Linked DNA regions of Homo sapiens: region 2 is linked to region 1. The links are chromatin loops, found by intact Hi-C in ENCODE. Cell type or tissue: heart right ventricle. All regions are shown on one strand. Links, peaks and the distances in the headings refer to the core of each region. The heading gives the core; the rest is flanking DNA.

Region 1 (10,707 bases), core at 1,884-9,883:
CTTCCAAAGAGTACAGCATGGAAAAAGGAGGGGAGAAAAAGAAGGTAATCTTTGTAGCTTATTGAGCTTTGCAAATGAGTGAGCAAACTGAATAAACTGACCAGTGAAAGATTAGCATGCTAGTTAAAGATGACCTGGTTGATGGCTGTTAAAATTATGAAACATGAACATGGAACTAAAGCATCCAATATTAATAATGATGGATTGAAAATCATCAAAATTATTAAAATGCAAACATAAACAGTATACTTCATTATAATGTCAGCTTTTTAACATGACTTACCTATGTATAGGTGTTTACCTATGTATAAATGTCTACTAATCTTAATATCACTCAAGTTTCAAAATAATCTCAAAAGTGTTGCAATTGTTTATCAGCGTATTTCTTGGTTATGGTGAATTCTTCTTTTCTTTTATCTTTTTTTTAGTTATTATTTAGGTATTTAAATTTAGGATGAATTAACATGGACATAGATTGTGTATACATATCTTTATTAATTGGGCCTTTCCAAAAATTACAAACAATTTTTAAATAATTTTTAATTAGTATTCTTATATACTCTATCTGATCTGATCATTACACTATTCCTGTATGTTATGCATTATCATAAAACTCCCAGTCTCTCACAATTTTTTATGAGGGGTAAAGCCCTAATATTAGAAATAACACTTTTTGCTAAAATCTCAGGGAAAGTAAATTATAAACTCCAAAATCTTTAATTTGACTTTACAGTCAATAAAAAGATTCAAGATCACTATTACCTACTTAAACAATTGGTTATACTTCAATAGTATTTAGAATTTGTTCAGCATTGAACAACATGAAGGTATAAAAAATTAGGGAAGACAAATTCCTACCCTCAAGATTCTTATTACCTAGTAAGAGATCATAACAACAGAAAAAGTAAAGAATACAAATGTTTGAAAATAGACTATTAGCTTGACAGGTATGGCAAATGTATAAAAATTAAAAAGGATTTTGGCCATGTTTCCTGGAGAAAGGGAATTGCTTTAAAACCACATTTTGAGGTGGGAAGGAATGTGATCAATGTTATTGCCCATAGTAAATCATCATTATTATTATTGTTATTATGACTTATTCCACAAATGTGAATATTTGTTTCTCCTTTCAAGGATTATGTTATGGAGTGTTGAAATGCTACTTTACTTAAGTACTCTGTACCACTCCAGATGTTTAGAGGAAGAATAATAATAACTTTTCAAAACAAGCCTATGGCTACTCTTGTTCATGAAGAAAATTATTTATTAATTGACAAGGATGATTCTGAAGGAACATGTGTCAGCAATGTATTGAACCGCCCAGACAGAACAGCAAAGTTCAGAGTCAACATTTGCTTTTCCAAAATAATGAAGTTATAACAAACAACCCGAAGACATAATATTCATTAAACTAGCACCAGTCAGAATGTCTTCCCCTTGAGATTGAGAATTTGATATTACACAGGCATAATAAAAATAGTAATGAGTTAGCCCAGTAGCTTTGTTAACACAGTAAACAGACACTGAGACACAGAGATGCTTGCCAACCCCCGAAGTTATCTTCAGAGACACCTCTGGTTTATGATAACCCTTTTGATAGTTAACAAATATCCATGCAATGGATTGAGAGCACAGTATGAAGAATAACTGGAGACTATGAAACTTCTTGAATTAATTTAACTTCAACCCCAAGCAATATCCTTTTTAGTTTTGGAAAAGAAAAATATGTGAGAGTAAATCAGCTTGGTGACTCAAGTTCAAACCTGAAGTCCGGTCTGTTAGCCTGTCGGAAACAGTAGAAGATATGCTTCCTCTGCCTTTCTAGTTGTTCATATTCCTGACCTTCCCTGCCACCAAAAATAATTCCCATTCCCACGCTTACTAGTCTTCCCCACACATAAAAGAGAGATTACAAATTCAGTTTTTCTTTGTGTATTTTTCCTCTGCAAAATATAAAGCAAATCATTAGTAAAGACTTACCTATGAAGGCAATTCTGGTGAAAGGCAAAAGAAAGCCACAGCAATTACTTTTCTATCTTTTATCGTTAGTTTCTGCTAGTGTTGATGATAGTTTCCCGATAATTCCAAAACATTTTACATTGCCAGATACTTTTTCTTAACCTCCCATCTCAGAACATCAACAGGAAAGTAACCAGAGTGAACTACAAAAGTGAACCAATGGTACTGAAATACGAAGTAAATTTTTAGGTATTCAGGTCATGAGGACAATAAGTAGACTGAGGAAAACCTAACTAATCTCAGGAAATGTTCTTAATACAACCATGGGATTTCTGTTTGATAAATTCTTTTTCTTTTTTTTTTCCTTTACGGACATTGTTAAAGAAACTAATAATTCCTACAAAGGAAAATGAAACCTGTAGGTATGAATAGATCATTAATATCACATACATACGATTCTGGGCTTATCGATTTGATGTGGTTCATTCTCATTCTCAACCATGAATTGCATTTAAAATTTTGAGTGTTCTCCACATGTAAATGATAACAGATACAGATACAGCATCATAACTGACCTTAGAAAGCCCTCCCATTAAGTGGGGTCATGACAACTTTCTTGAAGTTTCTGAAAGGAGACCCACACCCAGGTAAAACAGTTCGTATCTCAGTTCGTGCCCTTACTAGCTTATATTTGGGCACATCAAGCAACATTTTTGCATCTCATTTATTATCATCTCTAAAATAATAACTACCTAGCTTATTCCCCCAGCAATACAATTTTTTTTTAAGAATTACGGTTCTTCATTAAGAACATAAAAGCCAAAATGGGACAATACCCATTTATAAATCTTTATGTCTTTGTTTTTTTTTTCTTTTCTGTTCAAAAAGAAAAGAATAAGAGAATAATGACACTTGTATCATATTGTTGAGGATATTAATTGTGATAAAGTTCACAGCACCTGAAACACAATAGGTGTTTGATAAATGTTTCTTCCCTTCTCTAGGAACTTTCCATTTCACAATTGGGCAAATTCCATTGGAAATTTTGGCAATTCGAATCAGTACTGTTTTACTGTCTGTCAGCCCTTGACCCTACTCTTATCTCGTCCCACATCACCTTCCTGTATTTCCTGGCCTTTCCCTTCCAAGAGCCAAGGTCATTGCCCATCTCCCTGACCAGGGCCATCACTTTGCGCCTGTCAGCGATGGCACCCCTGACCCGTCTTATCCGCTGGGGCGAGTCTCAGAGACTCTAAGACCCGACTGGGTTAAAGCAGTGGCCAGCTGGGGCTGATCACTCCCAACCCCGATCTTCTTGCTCATCCTCCTTGCTGTCTGGCCTCGGAGAAGGAAAAGGAGAAGGGAGGGCATCATTGGAGTGATGACATGTGTGTCTTCTTGCTCATCCTCCTTGCTATCTGGCCTCAGAGAAGAAGGAAAAGGAGAAGGAAAAGGAGAAGGAAAAGGAGAACAAAAAGGAGAAGGCAAGGCATCACTGGAGTGATGACATGTGGCTCTCTCCCTTCTCTGCCCTTCACATTTTTCTTTCCACGTGCAGAACTGGGAAGGCTCTGACCACCCCTGCCCCCGCGGTTGCCATGGTTACACAATAGCAGCAGCACCAGACCCAGGAGATGTCTCAGACCTCTCCTCTACCTCCGCCTCAACCCTTCCCTCTCTGTTAGGAGATCCTCCCCCTCGTCTCTGCGCGCCCCCACCCCGCCATCCCCCGCTAGCGCACACATGCAGGAGAACCCTTTTTAGGCTAAACCGGAAAGTTTAGGTCTTCTCCCCTCTTCTTTTGCTTGTGCAAATAGCACTAAGCTAAACGGAAAGTGGTGGGGTTTTGGTGATGAAATAAGAGTCCACGCACAGAAGCTTGCCTTTTATTACCGCTTCGCTCGAGGCGAAATCGCTGAAAGTTCGGCTATTTAACTCCTGTCCCCATAACTCGGAATCCCGGACACCAGCGGCCCCAGCTGCTGGCGCGCGGCTCTCTTCCAGTCCCCTGGATCCCAAAGCTCCCTGCCACAGCGCGGCGTCTCCTCCTCCTGTCAACTTCCCTCCTTGCACTGTGACGGAGGCAAAGCAACTCAGCCCAGGAGGTTGAACTCGAGTCATCAGAGAAGGAGAAACAGTGCCGAAAACGGCCCGTGCGCTACCAGGGTAGCCCATTAACGCATTAACTCCAGGCTCGTTGGGCAGAAGCCGGGAGGAAACACCCTGGGGACCGCACTCCTGGTTAAATGCCCAGCACGAGTCAAATCCGGCCTTTCCAAAGCGAGCCAAGCCCACTACTACAAAGAGATCCCCCGAGTGTTTTGCCTTAACCACATTTCAGACAGCCAGCTTTGTGGCTGCTGTTTGACTCCAACTTTCCCTCTAAATCTAAAAGGATGCACACTTCCATCAGACGGAACGTCGCGATTCCCCGGCGAAGAAAAAGGCGTCGCCCATTCCTCTTCCAAAACGCTACAACAAAAACCACCACGCTTCCCTTCCTTCTTCCTTGCCCCTTTCCCTTCTCCCAGACCAACAAGGAAAGGAGCGAGCGAGGGCGCAGATGCCCTTTGGTCAAGTACTCCCCGGATGTTCCCGACTAAAGCGTCTCCAAATGAACCTGCAGCCTGCGGAAGCCGGGGACACATTCATAGACGCTCTCTGCTGCCCAGACCAGGAGGGGTGGTGGGGGAACCAGGAAGCCAGGGAGAGAGCAAAGTTCCTGGACGCGTCTCAGGAGGAAAACTTTGTGCAGTGCTGCCAGGCGGAGGCTCGTCAGAAGGCTCCGCAGCTGCTGAGGCGGGGTGGGACTGCGCCCCAGGGGCCGCGCTGAAGCTGGCGCCGCGATTACTGCGCACCGATTTCGCCCACTCTCTGTCCGCTCCCGGGAGCCTTCTCTGTCTCAGGACGGTTCCTTATCTCCCAAACCATGCTCGTCCTCCACTTCGGACCCACAGCCACCCCCAAATCCCGGCTATCCCCGCTTAGCACCGCGGTCTCCAGCACACCCTCCCACTGGAGTAGCAGGTGACCCAAACCAGACTTACCTGCTGTGAACTCTTCTCTCCCTCTCTCTTTTCCTGGTGCCTTTTCAGGGAGAGGGGAACGGGATGCAGGCTGAGGTCCAGCGGCGCGGCAACCCGGGGCACCGGCGCGCGTTCCTCTGAGCCGCAGCCCTGGCTGAGCAAGCGGAGCCGCCGGCAGCCCTGGCAGAGCCGGGAAGCTGCGGCCGCAGGGGCCAGGCCGGGAGGCAGGGGGCGCTGCTGCCTCCCCCGAGAGCCGCGCTAGGACAGGCGGAGAGCAAGGCACCAGCTGGAGCTTTGGGGAGGAGAGGGTGGCGAGGAAAGGCACGCTCCAAACAGGAGGGCGGCTTTTAAGTTTGTGGTGTGACCGCAGCAGCTGTCCTGGGAGAGACTCAGTCTTTCTAAAAAGAGGATGCTGAAAACGCCGGGGATTACCTTTCCCCTTCCGATCTCCTCCCCCAGCCCTCGCCCCCTCCTTCCACTGCGCACGCCAGAACTCCCAAGCGTGCAGAAGTTCATCCCTGCTGCGCGGAGGCTGCCAGCAGCGTGGATTTAGAGGTAGCCCTGGCCAAGCGCTGACGGATGTTTATCAGGACAGGGCACCCTATGTGTAAAGCAACCTCTAACGTCTGATCTTCCTTCTGGGTGACTTGGGGACTTCTTTAGTTCCTTCTCTATACCATAAAACCTGTTAAGGGACCCCATGAGGAAGAAACAGGGAGAGTGACCACAAACACCGTCCTAAAAATGCTAATCCCACAAAACAGTACCTGCGTTCCACTATGTAAAACCTCAATCCACGGTTAATGGCCTTGACAAGGCAGGCATAGGGATGAGGAACAGGGATCAACCCTCCGTTAAGGGGCTGGCACCCGATTAAGACCAAACAGGGAGAGATAAAAACGAGTAGAATGTAATCCTTTCTTCCTCTTTCCCTTACGCCAGACCTACAAAGAGGTGTGCCTCATATCCTTGTCTTCGGGAGTTTTTTAGATTTTTGCACCCCTTATTCACACAGTAGGAACTTAGAAGTATATAATGACGAGAAGATCTAAGTTTTGATGAACCTGGATCCTATGCAATTGGAATAGAGGATCCTCTTTAAGCAAAAGTAATGCAGAAATATCTCACTTCTACAGATTCTGCAAAAATATATGACAATGAGAGTTCATGAGGCCACCGTCAGGGACATTAAAAAGGCCTGTGCATTTGGTGAGCCCTGTACGTTAGGCATTTTTAGCTGCATGGTAAATCCTTTGTGATGGGATATCCAGGTTTATAGTCACACACCTTGCCCTTAGTCCCAAACATAAATCTGACATGAGGTAGAGACATGGAAAGCAAGCAGCCACGGGATCCTGCATTTGTCAGCTTGATTTAAGAGCACAAGGTGTAGGGTCCCAAAGCTTCCTTAGCAAGTAACAAGAGATATCTTGATTTGGAGATGGTGAACAGACAAATGCAGTAATGGAATAACTGAAAGGGGTGGAAGACATTCTTCATTTGACCTTTTATCTGTGGCAGAGGGCTGAGGGCCACAGAAGCTAAAGGAGTCATTTTAAGTTATAAATGGTTGATGGCAGAGTCAGGCTAAGGAAAGGCTCAGGTTTCTCAAATCTGACCAAGGCTCTTTCTTGTGTCTCATGCTGCCCCATCTCTATAACCTTGGTTTGGACTCACAACCAATCAACCCCATAAATACCCTCTTTGGATAGAGAAAAAAATTTTAAATCCTCGTAGACTATTTCAAACTATAGCAACTTTTATTTTTTTTCTGAATGCTTTATATTTAATGTTATACCACTCATTCTGTACATAGTCATGCAATTGTTTATTGTATGTTTCTATGTGTTTATATTATTTTCATTTGTATATGTCATTGCACTTCCATGCAAATTGCAATGTCATTGTGCAAATAAAATATCTCTTTTTTTCTCCCGTATATGGTGGGTTTATAGTAAGTAGTTTTTGATTTTTAGAAAATCTCTATTTTTAAACTTTTAAATAATTTTGTCAGTTTATTGGCCAGAATTTTGTGTTTAACTAGAATTGTGGTTAACTTTGGATTTCCCATTTTCCTCCTTTCTCTTTTAAGTTGTAGCTTAATATGCTTAAACCAAATGACACCTTCCTTTGCTACCATTCAATACTTTCCATAAAGCCCTTACAGAATTAATCACTCCCTCCTGTTTTCCCAAAGCACTTTGATTTCACTACTATAATAAGCTCTTTTCACTTTATATTATAATTAGTTATGCATGTGTCTGCATCCCATACAAAAGTGTTGGCTGTTTTGTGTCTTTGTTTCTTCAGCCTCTAATACAATGCCTGTGACATTGTATTGTACTGATTTAGTTTGAGATGCTCAGACTTCAAATTTAGACAGAATTTACCAGAGTATCCTGAACATATCATGAGAAAACAACATCTGGAACGTGAATTCTGTGCTTTCCTTCCTTTTAATGACTCTGAGCACAAAGCAGATGGAATCAACTGTTAATATGTTGCCCAATGTGATGAATGGCCTCAGCTGTGTCCATGGCTCCGTAATCTTCAGGCTGCTTCCCTGAATGTCTTGAATGTGTTAGGTGCTTAACAAATATTTGTGTGTTAAACGAGTTAATAAAAACAGTAGAAATAATGTTAATATTCAGTCACTGGATTTATTTCTGAATTTCTAATAACTGTATAGGGTCCCACCAAGATAGTTTTAACAACCCTTTCTAAGAGTTTGAGATCTACTTTCATCAAAAGCAATTTGGTATTCTGTCCTATAGGGCTAATACCCTATCTAAATTCTTAAAATAAAACCCAGTGGGAAAAAAAGTATATTTTACAAAAAGTTTTGCTAAAATACAAGGTGTATTGTGCAGTTTAGTTTGTCTTCAAGGGTGACTATTCAAGATTTAACGAGTGAGCCTTAATTTCACTGAAAGCGATGTGTATATCATCAGTTAAAACCACCTAATTGTTGCTTGTATGCCTGTTTCAGTCCAAGGGGAAAAATACAAACAAAAAGAAAAAGGAAAGAAAACAAATAACTTTCATGTTCTTGGAAACATTATTGAATAAATAAATTGTGTGCCTTGAGAATCTAGGCTATTCTGAGACATACTACTCCTCACCCATCTCTATTTGGGCTCACAAATATAATATGAGTAAGTAATTTTCATTTTATGGTAGTAATATGTGTTAGGCAATATGAAATACACTATTTCTCAAAGGATCACATTTAATGCCAAACAAATCCAAAGAATAAAATTCTAATTGTAGAATTTCAGTAATCATCCATCTATGTTGAGAGCCATGGGAGAAGGCAGCAGGGATGGGTTAGGGTAGAATAGACATATTGTAGGCTTCTCCAATTCCACATATAGCTACCTCTGAACAGAAGACAGGAGAAAGGTAATTACTGGGTCCAGAGCTTAAATCTAGCAGAAGATTTGGCTGTCCTCTCAGCAGAAGATACTAAAACCAACAAAATCTACAATCCTAGTTCTCTCTGAACAGTTTTATATTCACAAATCAAATGAAAATTTGGTGAATTTGAAAGAAAATTATTGATGAAGGAGACCTCAAAGTTTATACACAGAGGCAAACAAGAAAAATTGTGTTAAAAAGCATGTCATTTTAATGTTTACTTCTCTAAAACTAGTCATACCTTAGTCATTCAGAAAACCTCTCTGTCTTATAATAAATATCACCTTATAAACGTTTTCTCATATATCACCTTATCAGCACTGACTGATAAGAAATGTTGTTATCCTCATCCAAGAAAATCGGCGTGTATGTTAAGTTACATCTAGTTGGAACAAGTGAGTGCATGAGTTTAAAGCAGCTCACCCAGCCCCTTATCTTCTATTAGCTATTTTCTTCTTATAAACTCCAGGTATTTTTTTCCATCTATTTCATTTGATCGTAGCAATACACTCATCACTGGATCATTAGATATTTACATTATAAAATCATCTGATGTGTTTAATGGTGGGGAAAAAAACACACCTGACTTTCATCTTTTATTTCTGTATTAATTATAATACATAGAACTCTCAGAAGTAAATGCATCCCTGCTTCTCATCATCAGATAAAGACAGAAAACAGTTTATCTTTAGTTAATTGGTATGTAAAACTGTCCAAACTTTGCTTCATACTTTTAAGTTTTAAACTCTTATAAAATCATAAATAATCATAAACATTCATAGTCAGAAGACACCTCAAAACCTTCTATCCCTCATGTTAGACACAAGGAAACCAGGGCCAAGGAAGACATAGTTATCACTCAGCTCCTTATGACTTCTGACTTGATGCCCTCTGTAGAATATTTCACCCTGCTATAGAGACTTTTCTTAAAAAAAGAAAAGAAAAAAAAATCAGCTATTTTTCAAAACTGTCCAAGCCAGAATCTTAAGGCTATATTTACTTAGCTGGGTTGGGGTGTGGTGAATAATTAAGTTCAGCAGGAATGTGCTTCAAAATAAAAATAAAAACACAGTCCAGCCTCTTTGGCCCAAATCCTGAGACTTCAGAAAAGAAAATCCTTCTTGACTACCAACATTCACTAGAATTTGGAACGGTTTTCCACGCCTGATATAGGAGTCTATATGGTTGTTGCAGATTGGGATAATTTAGTCAGATAAATGGCTTTTTGTGTTTGATTTGTAACAATGTACTTATATCAATAAACAATCCCCAAGGAAGGATTTTAAGGAAAAATAAACAACTTTCCTATGCACAATATAAAAAATCATCTTTAAGTTTTCTTTTTAAAAATACTTTCATACTACCACCATTCTACCCTTACAGCATGTTTTAGATACAGTGTATTCTTCTAAGAAAATGAGGTTGAGGAGGGAATTCCTGTGATACCCAGCTGAGGCAAGCCTTATTTGTGTATGAGTGACGAAATAAAGAAAAATATGCCCTCTTGTGGCTTATTTGTTCTGGTTCACAATTAATCAACAGTACTCTATTATTTCCTGAAACCCAGACATACCTGTATTCCAAGTGGAATTAAACTATTTCTTTGTGCAGTAACTGGCAAGAGCAGGTCCATACAGACAGCAGGAAGGCATTCCAACACTTCTGCTTTGTTCAAGGTCATAAGCAGCTGCTTAGCCACAGTGAAATCAGTATCCCTGAAAAGGAAGATTTTCCAAAATAACCCATAAATTTATATAGATATTATCAAAATCCCTTCCAAATAAATGCATTAGATAGAGTTTCTTTGCTAAATATTGAGGTTTGTTTTGGATAGACTTAAACCATCAGTTTCCACAAATGGGAGAAAATTCATGATTTGCTTTTCTACTATATTTGTGCCTCTACTATTTCTTTGACTGTAAGACATGTTTATTTTTCCACTATGAAAAGTGAAGTGTATAATAAAGCATTTAAGATAATAGTGATTTTCATTCTTGCATATTTTTATCTCCTTTTGCCCTACTTTACTCAGAAATTAGGATGTAAAAAGTGTGTTACATATTGTGGGCTGCAGATATAATTAATTTTATAATATTACAAAAAATGCCCAACATGTTTTTCTAAAACAACAAAAATGAAAATGGGTTTAGTGGGGAACAGTTTCTGATCAAGAAAATGACTTTCATACAAAATGTCATTTAAGTAACTTAGTAACTAAGTGAATGTCAAAGGCTTAAAACAAGCCAGGTGGCTAAATTTTTAGTTCAACTCTATAATAATAACTATTATTATTTTTAGTATTATT
Region 2 (10,707 bases), core at 1,258-9,257, 120 kb before region 1:
TATTGAACTCTCTCTTAAATATTGGCTCTCTTGCAAGTACTGTAAAAAATGTTTTGCAAGGGAATACTGGAGGTGTTAAAGCTAAATGTTTGTTGTATAAAGAAATTTAATTATGAGAAAAAGAGTTAGTGTCAAGTAGTGCTTTATTCTGTGATTTAAATAGTAAGCATACTTGAGAGTTAAAAATAAATACAAGTTGCAAGCACAGAGTTTATTTCTTGCAGATTCTGTTGAGGTCCGGTCTTAGAACTCTGATGTTAGTATTTTATGACAGAAACTCTTCCCTGATTTACTGCCAAATTTGGGTAAAAATAGGTATCATTTAATCAGTGCATACTTGATCAATTAAACAACTTAAAATTATACCATTAGGCACCTGGGCTTTATTATAGCACATTTTCTCCATTTGGCACTTGAGTACATGCCCCAGTAGGAATGCAGCTTGAAATCATGCATTTTCAGATGAACTTCTAGCATGACACCAAGAGGCACTGCCAAAAGAACATGGCATAAACTCATGTGGCCTGCAGCACACACTACTTCCCTTTCTCCCTATGAAACTCTTTTCACCCAGATGAGCACACTAGCATTATTTAATAGATAGTAAGTTCCTAACTTCCTTTTATTACTTCTTATAGTCTCATTTTCCTATTATCATTTTTTGATGTTCTCCTTTCATGTGGAAGGAGAGTTTACAGACAACAGATCATCCCAAGAGAAACTTCAAATGAAAACTGTCTCCATATGTTAGAAAAGAAAATTTAAAACAAAAGTTCTCATCTATTCCAAGAAAGAAAACAAAAACATCTGCATGCATCTGAGGCGTTATTGTTCGCTTTCATCTTCCAAGTGGTCACACTTCTTAGTTTTATCCTAAAATTGTAACAAAAGCTCAACTGCATTTGAGTAAACACCCTAGTTTGCATCTATATTCCTATTTCCTATATGTTTTAAGATTAAGTTGATAAATCAAAGTGTGGAACCATCAAAGACTTCATTTAGAAATGCCCATAAAAATACTGTAAAAAAAACACTTTTTACAACTTCAAATGAAAACTGCCTCAAAGATGAAAAAATTTCATCTTTGCCATTTTGTATCCTCCTCGTAAGGTATTTGCTAGATGGATTAGTATCTTAAGGAAGGAATCAGGATTCCTACTTTTTAAGTCTAAACTGGATTAAACAGTCCTAGAAAAATTCTGAGAAGGATCCTTGCACTGTTAAGTGGTTAGCTGATCTCACTCTGGTTAATGCCAAGTGGGGCACAGAACATAATATGCCATGCACACCTGTATCAAGAATTTTAAACCCCCTAAGTGCTTCGGTGATAAAAATGGATTTATAAAAGATTCATGTAGCATCATATGAAAAATGATAACTCTTTAGAATCTGCATCTTAACAGTTAAATACTCACTTGTCGCAGTTCATCTGTATTCTCTCCCCTCCCACTCCTGACTCCAGACAGATGACTCCATTGACTTTGGACCATAGGCTGACTGTATCTGGAAAATCGCCCATTTCTCATAAAGGACAGAAATGTTCTCTGAGCAAGCCAATATTTTGTCTTAGTCCATCAGATCCCTCTTCATTATAAGAATATCATCATTTCTACAATTTCTCCCCTTACTCTGCCCTAGTTTCTGTGGACTGGGGAACTCCTGAATGACTGAATCTCCTGAAGCATTGTGCTCTTCTAGCTCTGGCCTGCCTTTCCCTCAGCAAATATCTGAATGGCTGCTTGCACTTTCCCTGCTTTCCCTGGCTCCAGCCAGACTGCCTAGGTCTCCCTCATTGCTTGCGGAACTCCATCTTCTCTATCTGTCCCTGCTTCCTGCTACCAGACCCACATCCTTGATTTGCTGTTGCCCTACATGGCATGTCCATATGTCCCAGTTTGTAGTGAGGCTGCAAAGAGCAGGGGACATGCCATCAAAAGAGCAGATTTTGAGCCGATGAACTGTATTATACAATGGAAATGATACAATATCAGGGGCGAGATACACATATTCGAGCTTCAATCTCACCTCCGCTAGCTGTTTAACTATGAACTATTATCTGACATCAAATATATCATCAAATGTAAAATGTAAATAGTAATTCTCTCAGGTTTATAACAGTCAATAAAATAGCACTTTAAAAGTGCCAAAGATAGGACTAGCATGGATATTATATAAAATAATTTTGAATGGGAAGAGATGAGAGATGGGGAGATCAGTTAGTAAACAATAAAATGGTGGCAATAAACCAGAGATGAGGTAATGAAGACCTATAGGAAAATGGTAACCATAGAAAGAACAAGGTCAACAGATATTTTCAAGGAAGTAAAAGCTCTTAGAAATAGATTAGATAAAGGAGAGGAAGAAGAGGAAGGAATCAAAGATAACTCCAAGGTAACTGGGTGGATGAAGTTAGGAAAGTTAAAATAGATAAAAATCAGAAAATGGATATTGAAGGACAGGTTTGAAAGAAGAAACAAGATCTATAACATTCACAAGATTTTAGACTTTAAATCCAATTAAAACAAAGGGTCATTAAACCACTTGTAACAACCTTAAAGCAATTTAACAGCACAATCAAAACTAAGGCTTACATATCTTGATTTTTATATAAAACAATAATCTTTTTTCTTTTAATCTAGAATAAAAATGGAAGTCATCCAAATAAATTATTTTTGAGGCCACTTAGTTACAGGAAAAGGTTGGAAATACAATTTTAGGAAACACTGGAACACAGGAAACAGTTGAAACTATTCGGATGGATGAGCTCACAGAATTATGAAGTGTAGAGGGAGAGAATGAAAAGGCAGTCAATAATACAAAATGCTAAAGAGATAGTAGAGAATCACACAGCATTCAGGTTTTAGCCTCACTTCTACCTCCCACTGCTACCTTCATGGTACCACATGATACCTAATAATGATCATGATGATATTGATGCTAATTCAGCTCTTAAAATTGTCTTCTAATAGACTTCCCGATATGATTTAATTTTATCCTTATAACGCCCTGTGAATAGATTCTATTGTTAATAGATTCCATATTTACAGACAAAGAATTTGAATGGACATTAAAGTTTGACCAAAGTCACCATTCAGGAATTAAGCACAAATAAATAAGTTCCACAGAATCAATTTTAGTCTAAACAGGGACACTTTTAAGAGTAAAAGAACAGGAGCAAACTGAAAATGTCCTGGGCAAAGTAGGTCATATTATCACCCTGGCTTTTAACTGCTAAGCAGTCTGCCTTGAATCTCCTAGAACCATAAAAGTCAGTTTTTCTGCATCATAATTATTTGCTTGAAGTCAGTCAATTGAGACTTCCTCTACCATTTGTCTTTTCTCCTACCTTCAATTTATTTTATTCTACTGGCTTCTTTAATTGCAAAGTTTTCCCAGCATACAAATCTCTTGAGCTCTGTCTCATGTCCTTGGATTCTTCTATTTACAAAACAGTATATTCTCTCTCAAATATTCTTTGCAGTATATTCTCATATACTTCCACTACTTTTGTTGCTGTCCCTTTCTCATTTCCCTATTTTCATGCAGTGGCCTCTTGTCTCTCTGTCCTCGTCCTTCTTTAGTCTTCCATTCATGCTATTAAAAAACATGCTATTGTTTTTGTAAGTTACCTTTAGAAAAACAAAATTCTGACTCCTTGATTAAAAAGTAAGCCATCATGGTTTCAAGATAATATTTACAGCTTTGTAGCCTTGTCTCCTACTCCCGCTTTATGCTTCAGGCTGAGCAAGGCGTTCATCATCCCTGAGGTCGGTGACCCTCCCCTATCTATCTATGCAGGCCACAAGGGTAGAATAGCACCCAGTAGGCAATAGGGTCTCAGAAGTTGTTTATTAAGGAAATTGTTAAACCAATTCAAAGGCTTCCTAATCTCTAATCTTCTTCATACAGTACTAAAAATAGCATATCTAGGCAAATAATAATTGAATGCATATTTCCTACATTTATTGTATTGACAATGCTGCTGACTTATTAATGAATATGTTACAGTAATGGAAAAAATACTACTGTCTTTTAGAAGAGGAGAAACATGATATTTGCCATCCCAAGACAGAGATACAATCTTATACTTCATTTTAAGCCATAAAAATATCTTTTTACTCAAATAGGTATCTAAGCTATTCTATAGGTGACATTTAAGAAGTTACTCTCAAACCAAATAATTCCACAAAAATCTGACAATGCACAAAAAGATAGCTTTGCTTTGCATGTGTGTTAAGAAATTAATGGGTAATCACGTAGTCATGGATATTCTATATTTGTTTTCCCTTTTAAGACTACCTATTAAGGGTACTTTTTTTGGCTGATGAGAATCACATTGTTGTATAAACAAATAGATCTGGAGTTTTTGACTAAAGAAATGTTTTCAAAGTGTTTTTCCTTTTGTTTATGTTGTCACTGCTTAAAAGGCACTGAGAGATAGAGAGATAGACCCTAGGAAATCTCTACCCTCGCCTCCTTCACTAAGGCCCAATATTTATTATGGGAATGAAAAATGCCTGCCTGCTTAAATTACAGTGTTATGTCATTCTGCCATGCAATGGAATAAAATCACATGTTAGAGAATCATGATAAAATTTGATCTGTTGTAAGGCGGTGGTGGGGAGTGGGGTGGAGTTAGGTGCCTTGTAGTGTTCCTTGGATTAATTAAATAAACTCATTTATAATATTCTTATGTTTTTTAAAAAATTTGAAACTCAAAATATTGTATGATTCTTAAAATAGTAATCAGACAAAATTATGTCAATATTAATATGCTTAAAATTTTGAAGAGAAATGTCTTAACCCAAGTGTATATTATTTTTAAGCAACAGAAGTTACCATTACAATCTAACCCGAGTTCATTGGGCTAACAGACAGTACATGCCTTGGTCTTTACACAGACTGCAAGAGTAAGATTGCCTGCTTGAATTCTCACTCTGCATCTGACAAGTTATAAGACCTTGACCAAATTATTTCTCTGTACTTCAGTATTTTTATAGCATAATAGTTTATGCGTATTAAAGAATAAAATAATGATATATCCCAGATGTCATTGTGAATATTTAAAATATTAATTAGAGCACAGAAGAGTGTTGAGGAATAGCAGACACTCAATAAATATTATGTATTACTATATAAACAAAAGGTTTTGGAGATTTTCTTAGTGGGGAATTATTTCAAATGTATTTTATAATGTTGAGCTAAATTAATTATTCCAAAACACATTTGAATGAATAATAATACACTTCTTATCTATCTTAAACCAAAGCAAGACAATCAAAAGTAAACAAAAAAAAATCACAAACCATTGAGCCAGTAGTGCTCTGAAATGTCAGTTCTGATGTAGTGGTGGTCATGAGTAGGCCCAAGGGATCGAGTGAATGCAGTATCTTTGCCAAGGAAATCAGAAGCTGTTCCAGAGTAGAGGTACTCATCTGAGAGGGAGAAAAAAGTACACAGAACTTTTAAGAGTACAGCAGTAGATGCTATTTAACATGTACAAATTTCACAGCATGACACCAAAGATGTTTGTTTCTTAATATCAGAATGTATTGTTTCATAAATTTCACAGATTTTGAAAATTTATCTCAGTTGAAGAAAAGATAACTCAATTTACTTTGGTAAGCTGATGCTGAATACTTGAATATAAACAGGCCAAATTCTCTGAATTAATAATTGCACATGCATTAGCTTCCCTTTTGAATAAATAATAAGTGTTTCCTCTTTCTCTTCTCCCCACAAATAATTCAAATAAATGTCATAATTAAGAGTTCCTCTTTAGAATAAGACACAAAAAATATGAAAAGCTAAATGCCATAATGAGGAATGGATTGTGTGATTAGTATTTACTTAACTGACACAACCTCAATGACCACAAATTTTCTTTGCCTAACCTCTGGTGAAAGGGAGCTTTCAGCACTGAAGTCATTCTTTGTAATTATAACATGTTGCATTCCTTGTAGCTAATCATGTCTCTAATAGTTCTGATAAACAGGAATTCTTGAAAGGGGAAAGATGTTGCCATTACTGCATACCAAACTTCTTTGTTCTGCTATTTGTGTAAAGTACATGTTCTGTTTCACCAGAGACAGAAAGGAGCAAAAGAGAGAAGGGGAATGTCAAGGAGAAAAAGAGAGAGAAAGGAGAGAAGAACAAAGAAGACAGGAGAAGGAAAGGGAGGAGGAGAGAAGGGATGGTGAGAAGGAGGAAGAAGGGAAGTAAGAGGAAGAGGGGGAAAAGAGGAGGCAGGAGAAGGGGAGGACAAAGAGAAAAGAGAAAAGGCAGATTAGAGAGAGGAAGAGGATGGAAAGAAGGGGAGTGAGAAAAACATAAGGGAAGGAGAAGAAGGCAGCAGGGATCCATGTTCCCTAATGTTAGTCAGGGTGTTGGGAAGGGGTGGGGCGGAGGGGCAGGAAGAAGGCTGTTCCTGCAGGAGAATATGTTGTCTCTTTGAGAGCTAAACCTCTACTATTTCAAGAAACTTCTTAGTCAACCACTTTGCTTTACATTTAATAGAACAATGTAAAAAATGGCAAATCCCTACAGAGCATTTAGACTTTATAAATGCCTAAATATGAGAACAAATACATTGTTTTATCACTGAAATTTATTTTTGCTCAGAAACATATCTTTAAAATTCTGCCTTGTATAAGAAGGGATTAAGATACTTTCTGTAGTCCCTGTTTATATCCATCTAAATAAGCTTTCAATGAACGATCAGGGATAATTCAACCTTAAGAATGAGAATAGCTAACTTCTAAAGGAAATGTGCGCTCACACACACACACACACACACAGAGAGAGAGAGAGAGAGAGAGAGAGAGAGAGAACTCCAGCTATGTAAAGTAGACATAGATAAGGTACTGCTTCCATCCTCTTAGAGTATTTCCCTACAATGTATCAGATAAATGGCAATATTTCATTGTGGGCATATTTTTTAAAAAGAATAAAATAATAACAACAAAGACATTATTAAAAAGTTTGGTAAAAGAAGTGAACTGTCACTTTGAAACCTATAAAATTGCAAGTATTTGAATGTTTTGTTAGGAAAAAATATATTTCAACACAAAAATTAGATCTGAATATCCAGGCTTTCGAACTTCTTCCTTGTCCCTAAAATTACTTGGAGATTCATCAGGAGAGTAACAACTGCCGCCAATCTATTGTTTTGTTTTGTTTTTTTATTAAGGGTATGCCAACTCCATTTCACAGAGCAGAATCACAAACCATCTATCTCATTTTCTGAGAATAATGACTGATCATTAGTCACATAATTTTCAAAAAACACAAATACACACATGCTGTCACTTCAAAGCAAAATCACTAGTTCTCACTAAGTGAAAATTAAAATGTCATGGTGCTTCACTCTTATCGTCTATTCAAACATTTGACAGACAAGTTAAATAGAAAGAGACTGAAGTCATGACCAAACCAAGACAAAAGGAGTCCTTATAATGGTTGAAATTCAGAAGTCTTGCTGACATTCCTTGGAACAGACTTCAGACCACACAGTATTGCTTCTTTGAACAAGATAGTTGTCTCATAAGAGAATTTAAGATGTATACAAAGTGAGAGAAGACTAGCTATGCTAGCATAAATTTCATGTTTCCACTGATATAATCAGGTTATAGTGAAATTGCAAAGGAAGATGTTATAACATTCTATTATCTGTATTCTATAGCTTGATTAATTTGGTTTAATTTACCCACATATGGAATTGCCAAATTTAATTTCTATAATAAGTCAGATAGGGAGATATTACAACATAAGAAAATCCCCAGACATCTAAATATAAAATTATAAAACAAGTAATTATCTGTTCTTTGACATTATAAATATTCAATCAGAAGTTAATTTAAAAAGTAACTGTGCAGACACCATGGATTGCTGTGGCCTTCCTTTAGTGAGAAGGATGCTCAGTACAGACAAATTTGGCACTAAAATAATGGAAACAAATCGCTTGTGGAAGATTAGTAAAAAATTACCTTTAACTCAATAGGAAAATGCGGTTCAGTCAAAAAATAACTCTTAGAAAACCATTTAAGGATAAGAACTGCCTGTCATTGATCTTACCTGTCATTACTGAAGCAAAAGGCTGCTGAGGATCGAAAGGACATTTCAGTCTGCCAGACTCCAAATTATGTGTGTCTAGTTTGAATATAATATCCTGTTATGAGAAATATTAACACTAGTGAACTTTTTAAAAATATTACAAACAGTAAGAATGTGGGAGATACAAACTAAATTCCAACTCATGAATTTGATAAAACTAATTGAGCATATAGCATGTGCATAATGCTGAACTCCTTAACTTTTTAGCAAATATATCTGGCAAGACTTAATAACCATGTTTTGGTCTCCCTTGGCCCAAAGTGGCAATATAATACTGAGTGAATTTTTCAAATGGAAGTAGTAATGTACTCATCAATACATTTAGTCTCCACAATTATCAATATCGAAATCACCACTAAGAACACATATTTCTTGAGCTTTCATGACTAACTTATTGAGCCTAATAAAACCAACTTCATCTTTTAAGAAATAGATTTGCTATAATAATCATACTTTCAGGATAATGATTACAATTTATATAACTAAGCATCTTCAACTATGTCAAATGACTTAAACCCTGTAATAGTTTTTAAAATTATAGTAACATAAAAGTGTTCTAAGGCGGGCAGTTCATTTTCAAGTTGTTGATACATCTGGGTAACAAAAAAATCCTGTTGTAGTATTTCACTATGACGAAAACACTGTACACATTAAACCACATAGTTATTTTGGCTGAAACATCTATTTTTATAATAGTGACCACAGACAGAATGACATTGGCAGACTTTTAGTATTTGGGAAAATAAATAACATCTTAAGTTGAACTTTCCAAGAAAAAATATGAATGTATAATGAATATGGCCCCATGAGATTGAGTGTTTCATAACAATGACAACACTACCATCCAGCAGAAAGGATGATGACTCACTCTGTGTATGCACTAGTTAGAGAAATCCTGCACTTCAGACATTCTGTCTAGGTGATGTATCTATGAAGTTATATCAGAACACACATGTAATAAAAAAGGACCATTCAGTGCAACTTATGTAGAACACAAGCAATAAAGCAAAAGGGACAGAGAAAATTATGTGTTATGTTGCACTTCAGATCTTTGTTTTTCTTTTGAACAAGACCAATAGTAACTATTGCCTCATTTAAAAAAATACTAAACACTAATAGCAATTTAAATAGCCTGGTTAAAAATTTATGGTTCATAATTTTAAGTAAACACACTTTAATACAAATAATAATGGTACCTTTATAATCTACTGGAAATAGGAGATAACAAGAAAGCAAGTTTCCTTGAGCCAGTCAAGGACTCATACAAGAAAATAATATAAAAAATAATGGATGATTCCATGTGCTTCCTGAAATAAACTGACTGAATTAATGGTGCTCTGTATTTTGAGACTTCAACTTTATAAGATTGCTTCTATGAAGTTCCTTATTCTTGATTAATTATGCAAAAAGCACCTGTCTGAGCTACACAGATGGAAATATGGGCAGAGAAGTAAAGATGATACAAGTAGGTAGGAATGCTAGTAAGAAAACATTTATTTATCACAACTCAGCAACATTATTGTTAATATCACGCCTATTTAAAGATACGATCTGCAGCAGCACAGGGGAGGTCCCAGAGGAAATGATACCAAGCCAAGCATTAAACAGCTTTCAAGTTTTCCCAGCACTGTGGGATACAAATATTATTTTATAGAAATATGTAAAATATACATATTGTGTACATCCATGCCTCTTTACCTTTCTGTGTTTCTGTTATCTAGAAATGGATGAATGTTAAGTGACTAGAATGAAGCAAGTGCTATGCCAAATAGTATACAATCATTTTCTCATTTTATTCTCAAAATAACTCTGTGAAATAGTTACTATTATCATTATTTTACTGAATAAGCAGAAGCATAGAAAGTTTATACAGTATGCATACAGCCATGGAGTTAGTAAATGACTGGAACCATATTTCAAACTATGGCCATCTGTCCTCAACTTACTATTAGAAGTTGTTGACAGCAGCACTGACTTCCTTCCTAAATTCCAGCTCCAGTTGCCCACTTGGCATGACCTACTGAACATGCCACAAATGCAGAATGTGCAAAACTAACTCACCATATTTCCCTCAAACTTGCTACTACTCTCACCTCAATAAATAACACCACTCTTCAACTCACTGGCAAAGTCAGGAATCTGGGATTCATCTTAGCTTTCCCTGTTTCTTCCCATTGCCCCAGCCACACTGCATAGCAGTCCCTGAAGTATACCTTTTTCCGCTCCTTTTGTGTATTGCTATTCCCTCTTCCCAGCCACCTTAGGAGGAGCCTTATTTATTTGAAAATGGAAGGTCCTTCTAAACTCCCTCTAGAAGTACAATGATTTCTTGGGACTAATGATTCATTAAAAAAGTTAACAATTTTCAAGCAGGGCTGCCATACAATTACCTGTACGCCAGACCAGCTAAAAACTCAAGGTTCAATGCCCCTGTTTACCCATAATTCTCTTATTCATGGAACTTGTAAATTTGACTGCCCCAGGGCTTCTTGACAGTCCCAAGTTGCTAATTAGCTCCATCTAAATCTAAATTCCCTTTCAGCACTTGTGACTTTTTTTTGTTGTTGTTTGGAGACAGTCTTGCTCTGTCGCCCA

What was found. Peaks named below come from ENCODE experiments on the same cell type or tissue, not always from the same donor. Only the 100,000 strongest peaks of a DNase experiment are listed, where the experiment ranks them.
Region 2: it touches region 1 in a loop (2.4-fold over the local background); 6 of 110 quality-filtered maps call a loop at or near these places.

Annotation. Positions count from the first base shown.
Region 1 is chr7:85,181,672-85,192,378 of GRCh38, forward strand. SEMA3D (semaphorin 3D) reads right to left here and starts at 5,385. Exons shown (of 19, transcript NM_001384900.1): 1 at 5,007-5,385. RefSeq lists a silencer at 5,197-5,256. In heart right ventricle, for the core only: CTCF peaks have their summits at 3,978 and 5,218; DNase peaks (open chromatin) are centred at 4,020 and 5,250; H3K4me3 peaks cover 2,536 bases; H3K27me3 peaks cover 4,373 bases.
Region 2 is chr7:85,060,118-85,070,824 of GRCh38, forward strand. SEMA3D (semaphorin 3D) reads right to left here. Exons shown (of 19, transcript NM_001384900.1): 7 at 8,074-8,167; 8 at 5,307-5,435. Among named protein-coding and RNA genes, the nearest start is that of SEMA3D, 120 kb to the right of the region's middle. In heart right ventricle, for the core only: no CTCF peak of the experiment used is centred there; no DNase peak of the experiment used is centred there.